Regions from separate parts of the Homo sapiens genome. Here region 1 is linked to region 2. Evidence: read pairs that join two places in POLR2A ChIA-PET (ENCODE). Cell type or tissue: Caco-2. All regions are shown on one strand. Each heading gives the region's core, and the rest is flanking DNA. Links, peaks and the distances in the headings are about the cores only. Region 1 has its middle 11 kb from the start of LINC00159. Region 2 overlaps HUNK (hormonally up-regulated Neu-associated kinase).

Region 1 (5,374 bases), core at 86-5,085, 170 kb after region 2:
CCCTCCATATCTGGAATACCCTCCATTCTCCCCTTTTTTCTGCTTAAAAAATTCCTGCTGAAGATCCAATCAAGTATCCCTCTCTCTAAGAAGCCCTCTCCAGCCTCCCCAGGCCTCTGGCTGTTTCCTTTACTGAATGCATAGAGTTATATTTATAGTTTTCCATCCTGATTCCATCATTTGAATCCAAGTTCTTCTAAGGTCAGAAGCTAGACCATGTTCTTTCACAAATCCTAGGGTCTAGCAAAATACTTTACACAGAGTAAGGACCTGGTAAATAAATGGAAGGGTGGATGAATGGATGGGTGAATGGATGAAAAGATGATGAATGGACAGATGGATGGAAGGATGGACGGTTAAGTGGTTGAATGGATGGGAGAATTTTGTAGACACGTCTCAAGAACCATCAATAGTTGATATCCAGTCTCTCAATGTCTCTACTGTGCTAAAATGATTCCCTTGTCTTCAGCTGACATTTATCAGTGATTGGTACAATGAGCATAGGAGGACTGATGGACTTCTAGCAAAAGGTTAATTCACTCAACTCCACATCTAAAATATGATCTTAGGAGATTTTGGCCTGCAGTTGGTCTTCTCCAGGGGAGTCAGCCTATGGCAGGTTGGATGCTCATCCCAGCTGGAATCATGGTGTCTGTCCAACTCTTCCAACTCCTATAGAAGAACTGCCATGGCAAACTCAACCAAATATGTCACAGCCTTTGTGATCAGGAAGGGTTTCTCAGCATCCTTTACAAATCTCTAAAGCTACGGAAGAAAATTACTACCTCTTGTTAAGATGGACCATGGTATTTAACAAAGATCGCTGGGTTGGAAACCAGGACGTCTATGCTCTTGGCCTGGTTCTGCCACTAATTTGTTCTGGGATTTGGGACCAGCCACTTCACCTCCATAGACCTTAGCCTCTTTGTGAGAAAAATGGGGACTGTATGATTTCAAGGCCCTGTTCGGCTCTGCAAGGCATGATTTCATGTTCTGCAGGGCCGCAGGCTCTAAGACCCCAACTTAGCCCTGCAAGATGGACTTCAGAGGCCCTTCCCTGCAATCCTCCTGCTTGGCCCTGCTGTCTGCCCACAGACTTCCCACGGAGAGGAGAACACAGCCCACGGTGGTTACCAGCACGGAGCTTGGCTCTGTTGCCCACTAGCTCTGTGGCCTTCGGCAAGTTCCTTAACCTCTCTGTGCCTCAGTTTCCTGATGCATAAGATGAGATAACAAAGGGACCCACCTGCTAGGGCAGTTAGAGGATAAAAGGACAAAATGCACAGAAAGTGCTTATTATGGTGCCAAATGCAGAGGAAGTGCTGGAGAGATGGGAGTTATGATGATGGTGTTTATGAGAGACTGATGGCAGAAGCCACAGATTCTGGCCTCTCATCCATTGAGACCTCCCTGACAGCCGCCTCAATACCAGGACTCTTAGATCTGCAGGTCCTGGTTCTTAAAGGCACGTTCAGCCTCCACACTCCTGATGTGTGCCTGGGCCAAGGATAGGGAGCCCCAGCAGCTTGAATAAAACCATTGTCTGGATAAAGGGGGAGCCCACAGGGAGCAGGGGCCGTTCCTAGCTCTCTGGGCTGCCTGAGCGCCCCTTCCTCTATTTTCTCCCCTTGTTCTTGTGGCCCTGTGGCTGCTTTTATCAGAGCAGAGGGGCTCTGACCCCTGACGGGGGAAAATGGCCGCCCTCCTCCCACATGGCAATTATTCTCAACTGCATCAGAGCCAGAGCTCTGGGCCCAGGAGGGCTGCTTTAGCACAGGGTGGGCTTGGAGGAGGCAGCTGTTCCCCATCGGAACATTTTGAAAGTGGCTTTGTCTCCAACCAGCAACCCTTTGGCGCCGGATTCCTGTGCACCTTCGAGCAACAAGGCAGCAAAGTGGTCCATCCACCCACAGAGGAAGAAACTGCGGCCGTCCCGCTGATGCTGAGAAAAGGAGCGCTCAGCTGGTCTTTCGGTCTGCGGGGGCTGCCGTGACAAAACACCACAGGCCGGGGGCTCACACGGCAGAAATGGGTCGTCTAAGTTCAGGAGGGTGGAAGTCTAAGATCAAGGTGTTGGCAGAGCTGGTTCCTCCTGAGGCTGCGAGGGGGAATCTGTCCCAGGCCCTCACCTACCCTCCAGGGGTTTCCAGCAACCTTTGGCCTTCCTTGGTTTATAAATGCATCACCATGGTCTCTGGCTTCATCTTCACATGGATTTTCCTCCTGTGGGCCTGTCTGTGCCCAGATTTTCCCCTTTTATAAGGATACCAGTCATATTGGATTTAGGACCCACCTTACACCAGTACGACCTTGTCTTAATTAATTACATCTGCAATTACTCTATTTGCAAATAAGGTCACATTCTGAGGCACTGGGGGTTAAGACTTCAACATATGATTTTGGGCAGATGGTGGGGGCAAAATTCAACCCATAGCATTTGGCATTTGGCCTTTCCTTAAAGAAGGAGCTTTTTTTTTTTTTTTGAGATGGAGCCTGGCTCTGTTGCCAAGGCTGGAATGCAGTGGCGTGATCTTGGCTCACTGCAACCTCCGCCTCCTGGGTTCAAGCGATTCTCCTGCCTCAGCCTCTCAAGTAGCTGGGATTAGAGGCGGACACCACCACAGCCGGGTAATTTTTGTATTTTTAGTAGAGACGGGGTTTCACCATGTTCGTGAGGCTGGTCTTGAACTCCTGACCTCAAGTGATCTGCCCACCTCCGTCTCCCAAAGTGCTGGGATTACAGGTGTGAGCCACTGTGCCCTGCCTCAAGGAGGGGCAATATTAAGTCCACCTGTGTCTCTACGCTCATGCGAGGCAGCCAGCAGGTGTTTCCTAGGCCTCTGGGCAGAAAGGAGCCTGGAAGGTCAAGGTGATCCATCCTCCATTGGCTGGCTGCATCTCTGGCCCCCAGCTGGGGACTCTCCATGTGGAGTTTGCATATCTCTAGCAAGAGCAAACTGACTACTTCCCTTCTCCTTGGGCAGCTCTTTAATGCAGAACGGCCTTCCATGTAACACTTTTTTTTTTCTTTTTTTTTTCTTTTTTTGAGACAGAGTCTCACTCTGTCACCCAGGCTGGAGTGCGGAGGTGCCATCTCGGCTCACTGCAACCTCCACCTCCCGGGTTCAAGCAATTCTCCTGTCTCAGCCTCCTGAGTAGCTGGGATTACAGGCACCTGCCACCACACCCAGCTAATTTTTATATTTTTAGTAGAGACAAAGTTTGGCCATGTTGGCCAGGCTGGTCTTGAACTCCTGATCTCAGGTGATCTGCCCACCTCGGCCTCCCAAAGTGGTGGGATTACAGGTGTGAGCCACCCCCCGCCCCCCGGCCACACTTTGGTTTCTTACTTGAGCTCTCCACAGTGAGAAAGAGTTGAAGGGGAAAGAAAAAGGTGCTGTCAAAGTAGCTGAGACGGAAGCCAAGCGCAAAAAAGTCAATATTAGCTTTGCAGTCATCTTATTCCACTAAATTTGTTTTAAACTAAGATATTAGTTTACAAGTTCTCTCCAGAAATGACAGACTATTTATTCTTCCATGGAAGGCAAGCCGTTTGAAAGGTTTTTTAAAAAGCAAGGATAAAAGAACAATCTAATGTGCCAGAATACAAGGCTAAAATGATTTTTTTTTCTAGAAAAACAAAAGATCCCAATGTATTTATAGTGTATAGCTAATGGATATAAGAAAATCTTTTCAGGAAAATTAATGACAATGTGAAGAGTCATTCCTTCATTTGAAAACTGGGTTAGCTTCCTGAAGGGAGGGAGAGAGGCTTTCACGCTTTTGGTTCACTGAGAGCCAAGCTGGCTGGGACCACCAAAGCCGTCCCACCAACCCTTCTGATGAAGAGACTGTGGTCTCAGTGGCAACTGCCATTGATTGAGAGCCTCCCACCTTCCAGGTGTTTTACATGAACTTGCTCATTTAGTTCAACAGCTCTGCCCAGAGGCTTCAGTGCCCCTACTTTGTGGGGGTGGGGTGTGAGAATGTCTCACTTTAGAAGCTGAGATTCTAAGAACAACTCAGGTGCAGCAGACTCCCTGAGCCTTGCTCTGTGTATCCAGCTGTGTGTACATCACAGACAGGACTTGACGTGACTTCTCTCCCATCATGGGCTCCATGCTCCAGGCCGCTTGAGCTAAGCCCACTTCCATTCTGGAAAGTTTTGGGCTGGGAGCTGATGGCAGGAGACGCAGGAGGAGGCAAAGAAGGGCAGACACGTGGGCTGCTCAGACTGTGATCACAGGCCACCAGGAGAGGGGCTTGGGGACAGTCCTTGTGAAACCTCCCTGCGAGGCCGGCGAGGCCCCAGGGGTGCATTGGGCTCCATAGTCCAAAGGAGGCATGAGGGTCCCACTGGGTCTCTAGCTCCCCAGCTCTGGTGTCCGTAGGCTGCTCCCTTCCAAGGCTCCAGTGTCACCCTGTCTGGGAAACTCACAGCTCCTCAAGGTCCCCGGTCCCTCGCAAAGGGTCACATCCAGCCCTCCGTGATCTCCTTCTAAGACAGCATTATGACCCGTTTGTCTTTTCTCCCTGCCACAGGACAGTGGGATTCTGCGGGCTTCGGTGCCTTCTCCACGATGCTGAGGGCCTGAGCCTGCTCCACAGCCTTGAATGTTTAAGGCATCCTCGCTTCCAGCCCCCGTGTGGCGAGAAAGCAGTAAAGGAGCAGAGGGAAGGTCCGGACCCCCACGGCCAAAGGAGGCATCTGCGCAGAGCACACAGCACTGGCTGGCACCTGACTCTTCTGTGGCGGCCCTGAGGCCCGCACTGTGCGGGAAGCGGCAGCCGAAGGGCCCGGATTCAAGGCCGGCATGGACTCGGGAGCTCGTGACCTTGGGCCAGTCGCTCCACCTCTCTGGGATTCTGCACTCTTCTCTTTGACAATGTGTGGGTGTTCCCCAGGCACCTTCAGGGCAGCAGAGAAAGCCAAGATGACAGATGCTGGAGAATGACAGGAGGCACGGAATCGATGACTTTCTAACACACACCACAACACACACACATACACACACACACACACACACACACACACACACACACACACACGGCACTGCCCGCAGCGCCTCATTATTCCCAGATAGATAGGATCAGGGGGAGGGAGCCGGCTGCTCTATTTTTCTTTTAATTAAATAATTAATTTGGACTCTGCCTTGTTCTAGAAATTATTAAAACCAGGCAGCCAAAAATTTCCAGTAACATCTTTTCTTCATTACCAAAGCAATTCACTTTCAATGTAGAAAATTTTAAAAATACAGATAATTTTTTTAAAAAAACCAACCCACTCATCATCTCCTCAAGTCTCCTGCACAGCGAAATACTGGATGCTTCTGCTGTTTATTCTTCTGGGCTTCTTTCCCGATCCTCAATATAC
Region 2 (5,374 bases), core at 216-5,215:
GGAGGCTACGTGGAGTAGGGATGCATTGCAGAGATACGACAGTTATGCTGACATTCTGTTAAGGAAGACCTTAGACTCTGGAAACAGACTTGAGGTGCAAGACCCCCCGCTGGTCTGGCTTCCAGGAGAAGGCCGAGAGGTGAGTCACACAGGGCAGTATTTCTCAGTCTTATTTTTTAATCCATATACTCTGTAGTGAAACCCCACCTGGGCAAAACCATTTTATGTTTTGTGATTACCATTAGGACAAGCTTTATACTTTGTGGGTATTTATTTAATTTATTTTTGAGACGTAGTTTCGCTCTTGTTGCCCAGGCTGAAGTGCAATGGCGCGATCTCGGCTCACTGCAACCTCCGCCTCCCAGTTTCAAGTGATTCTCTTGCCTCAGCCTCCCGAGTAGCTGGGACTATAGGCATCCGCCACCATGCCTGGCTAATTTTTTGTATTTTTAGTAGAGACAGGGTTTCACCATGTTGGCCAGGCTGGTCTCAAACTCCTGGCGTCAAGTGATCTGCCCACCTCGGCTTCCCAAAGTGCTGGGATTACAAGCATGAGCCACCACGCCCGGCCGTGGATTTTTTATTAGGGCAAAAATAGGTGGACTGAATGTGCCTTTTTCAGCTCACTTTTCTTCTCGACCCTGGAGGACTCTCCCGTCTTTTGGTCACCCCTATGGAGAGGCCCTGCATTGAGCTTTGTTGTGGAGTGGGGTGGAACAGGGCAGGAGTGGGGTCCAAGCTTCTGGAAGTGTAAGGAGAGAGGATGATTAATGTCAGGCCAGCTCTGCTTGGAATGAGTTTGAGAAGTTTGAGAGAAAGGGCAGTGTCTACTGATGCTAGAAGACTGATATGAAAGCAAAGCTTTTAATATCCACAAAGCATCCGATCAATATGCCTAAATAGTTTGTTAGGCTCCTCTTAAGAAATACCATCTGTGAGCTTATTCTCTTTTATGGTTTAACGTTACAAACACTTGTAATGTATGTTATCGTGGAAACTGAATGATGATAAGCTGCTCTTAAGTTCCCACCCTCTTCCCTTGTTCTCGGTAGGTTTATGAGTATAAAAGGGGAAAAACTCATTCTGCACTTGGTGCCATGGAGGAAATGATTTAACAAGTCGAGGCTGGCAACGACTTCCTGCTGCACTGATTTTACTTAGATCTTCCCTTTTAACGTTCTCTATTAGTTTCCTGGGCTGCCATAACAAAGTACCATAAACTGGGTAGTGTCAAACAACAGAAATTTATTATCTCACAGTTCTGGAGGCCAGAAGTATGAAATCAAGGCGTTGGCAGAGCCATGCTCTCCCTGAATGCTGTAGGGGAGGAGAATCTTCTTTTCTTCCTAGCTCTGGTGGTTGCCTGCAGTCTTTGGCCTGCTTTGGCTTGTAGATGCCTCACTCCAGTCTCTGCCTGCAAATTCGCGTGACCTTTGCTGTGTGTGTGTGTCTGTGTTTCCTCTTGTTGTAAAGACATCAGCTCTATGGGATTAGGGACCCATCCTACTCCACTATGATCTTATCTTGACTAATTACATCTGCAATGACCCCATCTTCAAATAAGGTCACATTCTGAGGTACTGGTGGTTAGGACTTCAATGTATCTTTATGGGAAACCCAATTTAACCTATAATGTGTTCTAAACCAAACTCGTTGCCTTTGCCACTGACCAATCTGCCTCTTCTTCATTCCCTGCTACTCCTGCTCAGCACCATCTTGGTTCCTCCATCTTCTCAGTCCCTTTTGGGTTATTCAGCTCCTGTAAGTTACACCTCTGGCTGCTGTGTGTTTTTTTTTTTTAGACAGAGTTTCACTCTTGTCACCCAGGCTGGAGTTCAGTGGTGCGTTCTTGGCTCACTACAACCTCTGCCTCCCAGGTTCAAGCAATTCTCCTGCCTCAGCCTCCCACGTAGCTGGGATTACAGGTGCCTATCACCATGCCTAGCTAATTTCTTTTTAAATGGAGACGGAGTTTCACCATGTTGGCCAGGTTGGTCTTGAACTCCTGACCTCAAGTGATCCACCCTCCTTGGGCTCCCAAAGTGCTGGGATTACAGGCATGAGCCACTGCTCCCAGCCTCTGGCTGCTTTTTGATTTTTATCTCCTACTGAGTCCCTTTGACACAGTCTAGTTTAATCCTCGTTCATTCTCCCCATCCCCTGTTCCTCGCAGCATAATCCATCCTAATTGCCTAGAAATGAACTCTAATGAGTCCACAAACTCTCCAGGCCCACCCTCCTAGCTCCTTCCAGCCCCACTGAAATGCCACGTTAGTTCTTCCTGGAGCCTGCCCTCCTCTGCCCAGCTGGAGGTAGTTTCTCCCCGCTCTTTGTTCTGTCTCCATGTCACCTCTCTTACTCCATGCAACATCTTGAGCACAAGCAAGCGTGTGGTAGCTGCCTCCCAGGTTGCAGGATTATTTAGGCTAGAACCAGGTCTTAGTTACTGAAACACACACACACACACACACACACACACACACAAACTCTACTGTGCTCGTCATGATTTTTCACGAATAGTGGGTACTTTGACAGACTCGGTAGAATGCAGGTCTCCATGTGGAAGCTCTGGCTACAATTCTGAGGTTTTGTCATGGTCCAAAGGTCTCCTCTTCGAGTCTGGCTCTCTTAACAACAGCACTCTACTACAGAGCCCTGCGCGTGCAGTGATACCTGAGTTAATCAGTACTCTGGAAGTAAGCCTTTATCCAGAGTCAGCCTTGGGTTTATCGTGTTTATTGTTTAACTTTCTGATGGACTGGACACGGAGTGGTTGGGAAGAATTTCCCAGGGTAGTTTCAGTATGGATCAGATGCCTGTAGCCCTTGAGTACTGCATTCGTTTCCTGGGGCTGCCATGACAAAGTGTCCACAGACCTTAGAACAACGGAAACTGTCTCACGGTAACCCAGAAGGAGCTGGAAGTTCAAAATCAAGTTGCACCCTCTGAGGGCTTTGGGGAAGGGTCTCTTCCAGGCCCCTCTCCCAGCTTCTGGCACTTCCGTGGCTACTGGCAGCACGACTCCAGCCTTCCCATGGCATTCTCTGTGTGTCTCTGTGTCCAAATTTCTCCTTTTTATAAGGACGCCAGTCATATTGGATTAGGGTACACACAAATAATGTCGTCTTAATTAATTACATCTGCAATGACCTGATTTCCAAACAAGGTCACCTTCTGAGCTGCTGGGGGTTAGGACTTCAGCATGAAATTTGTTGGGGGACACATAACAAACACATAACAGGTTCTCAGCTTGAGTTCTTCTGTAGAGTCTGGGGTGTGTCTGCTGGGTGACTTGGTTGGTCACTGAGGTTTGCAGAGGGTAGAGATACACCCTCAGTGGTGAGTAGAAGGGTGTGACCATCTTCACCTGTACTGTCCCCCTCTAGGCCCTGGGAAAGCAACTCCCGGTTTGTACACCTGGCTTTTAATGCATTGCCAGGAGTTCTCTGATGTGGAGGCCTTGGCTTGGTGGCAGGAATGATGAGCTTGGGCTGAGCAGGCAGCCTGTGTCACCTCTGCTTGACAGGCCACAGAGATTGGCAGGCCGCCTCAGAGGGAGCTTTGAAGTCTCAAAGTTAAGGACCCAGGGCCAGTCACATCTGTATTTAGCTAATGTTTAAACTTGTAGCTCACCTGTTCTGTTTCTCACCTATACTGTTTCTCCCTCTGCAAACTAAACTATGATGCTCAGGTGTAGTAAGGCTACTTCTGTATGCCAGGAGAGCATAGGTTGTCTTGCGAGGATGTCCATGGTGTAGAGATATGGGAATTATGCTTTTAAAGTGACAAATTTGGAGAGTAAGATGTTTTTGTTTTTCTTTGGTCACATTGAACTACTACCTGATTTAGGTGTTCACAATGATCAAATAACCCACTGGGTTATTTGAGGCCCAGCTCAGGCCTCAACCAGGTCATACCACCCCTCTAGATGGCAAGGGGCTACTTAGCTGTCGGTTGAGAGTCACATCCATGCCTGACCATGTCCCAGCTGGACAGACTGTGGGCAAGTTTCCCCTCTGTAAAAAGGCATAGGTGTAGACCACAGTCATGAAGCCATATAAACCTCCAACTGGGACTAGTTTCATTGAATAAGCACTTGATAAGCAAGACCCTGCAAAACACTGTACATGCTTCATGTAACTCCCACAAGCCCTACGAGGAAGAATATGCCATTATTTCCCCTTTTTACAGAGGGGAAACTTTTGGTTCACACAGATTAAGAAAGTTGGCCACGGCCGGGCGCGGTGGCTCACACCTGTAATCCCAGCACTTTGGGAGGCCAAGGCAGGTGGATCACCTGAGGTTGGGAGTTCGAGAGCAGCCTGACCAACATGGAGAAACCCCATCTCTACTAAACATACAAAATTAGCCAGGCGTGGTGGCGCATGCCTGGAATCCCAGCTACTCAGGAGGCTGAGGCAGGAGAATCACTTGAACCTGGGAGACGGAGGTTGCGGTGAGCCAAGATCGTGCCATTGCACTCCAGCCTGGGCAACAAAAGCAAAACTCTATCTCCAAAAAAAAAAATCTTCTTCCTCGTAGGGCTTGTGGGAGTTACATGAAGCATGTATAGTGTTTCGTAGGGTCTTGCTGGTCAAGTGCTTATTCAATGAAACTAGTCCCAGTTGGAGGTTTATATGGCTTCATGCTGTGGTCCACACATAGGCCTTTTTGTTTTCACACCATGAAATTTACAGAGAAATGGCGATTGTCCAAAGAGCTCATCAATTGCATGCTTATTGACAGCTAAACTAGTTAATTTAGGCCACTAAATGGATCTCCCAGCCATTGGAATATTTACTAAGCTTAAGTTAATCAGACAGTTGCCTACATTTATTTATTGATTTTCTAGACCATGGAGATCCGCCCTGTGTGCTGCTTAATTATAAGCTCTCACACTATTAATCTTTTCTTTATGTAATGATAAAATGTGTTTAATATAATGAGATTAACACTACTGATCCACTTTTGAAAATGTGATCATGATCAAAGTGTCTAATTTTACTTTTTTTTTCTCGGTGCGGGAGAGAGGTGGAATTTGCAACCAATAAATCTTGATTCGATGAAAGCCACATTAAACTCTTTCTAACATGATTTTAACATAACAAAGCTCCATTAATGTTGATGAAAGCAATGGATAACTTATGCTTGACCCAAATTCAGAGCATGGGGCCCAGTGGGATAGAAAATCATAAACTGAGAATAATAACTCCAATCACAGCTACCCCTCCACCACAAATCAAAAAAGATATCTCAGAATTTAAAATGTATTTTCATAATGATTAGTTCTTGTAAGTGGAAAACATCCCTTTGAAGTCGATGATATTCTGCTCTCTAGAAATAATTCTTTTATTGAACTTGACTATATAAATAT

What was found. Peaks named below come from ENCODE experiments on the same cell type or tissue, not always from the same donor. Only the 100,000 strongest peaks of a DNase experiment are listed, where the experiment ranks them.
Region 1: POLR2A ChIA-PET joins it to region 2 with 6 read pairs; 2 of 35 experiments call an interaction of 5 or more read pairs at or near these places.

The regions. Positions count from the first base shown.
Region 1 is chr21:32,072,227-32,077,600 of GRCh38, forward strand. No RefSeq gene overlaps it. Among named protein-coding and RNA genes, the nearest start is that of LINC00159, 11 kb to the right of the region's middle. In Caco-2, for the core only: no CTCF peak of the experiment used is centred there; no DNase peak of the experiment used is centred there.
Region 2 is chr21:31,897,996-31,903,369 of GRCh38, forward strand. All of the region lies in intron 1 of HUNK (hormonally up-regulated Neu-associated kinase), which reads left to right. Among named protein-coding and RNA genes, the nearest start is that of HUNK, 28 kb to the left of the region's middle. In Caco-2, for the core only: no CTCF peak of the experiment used is centred there; DNase peaks (open chromatin) are centred at 1,426, 2,646 and 3,526.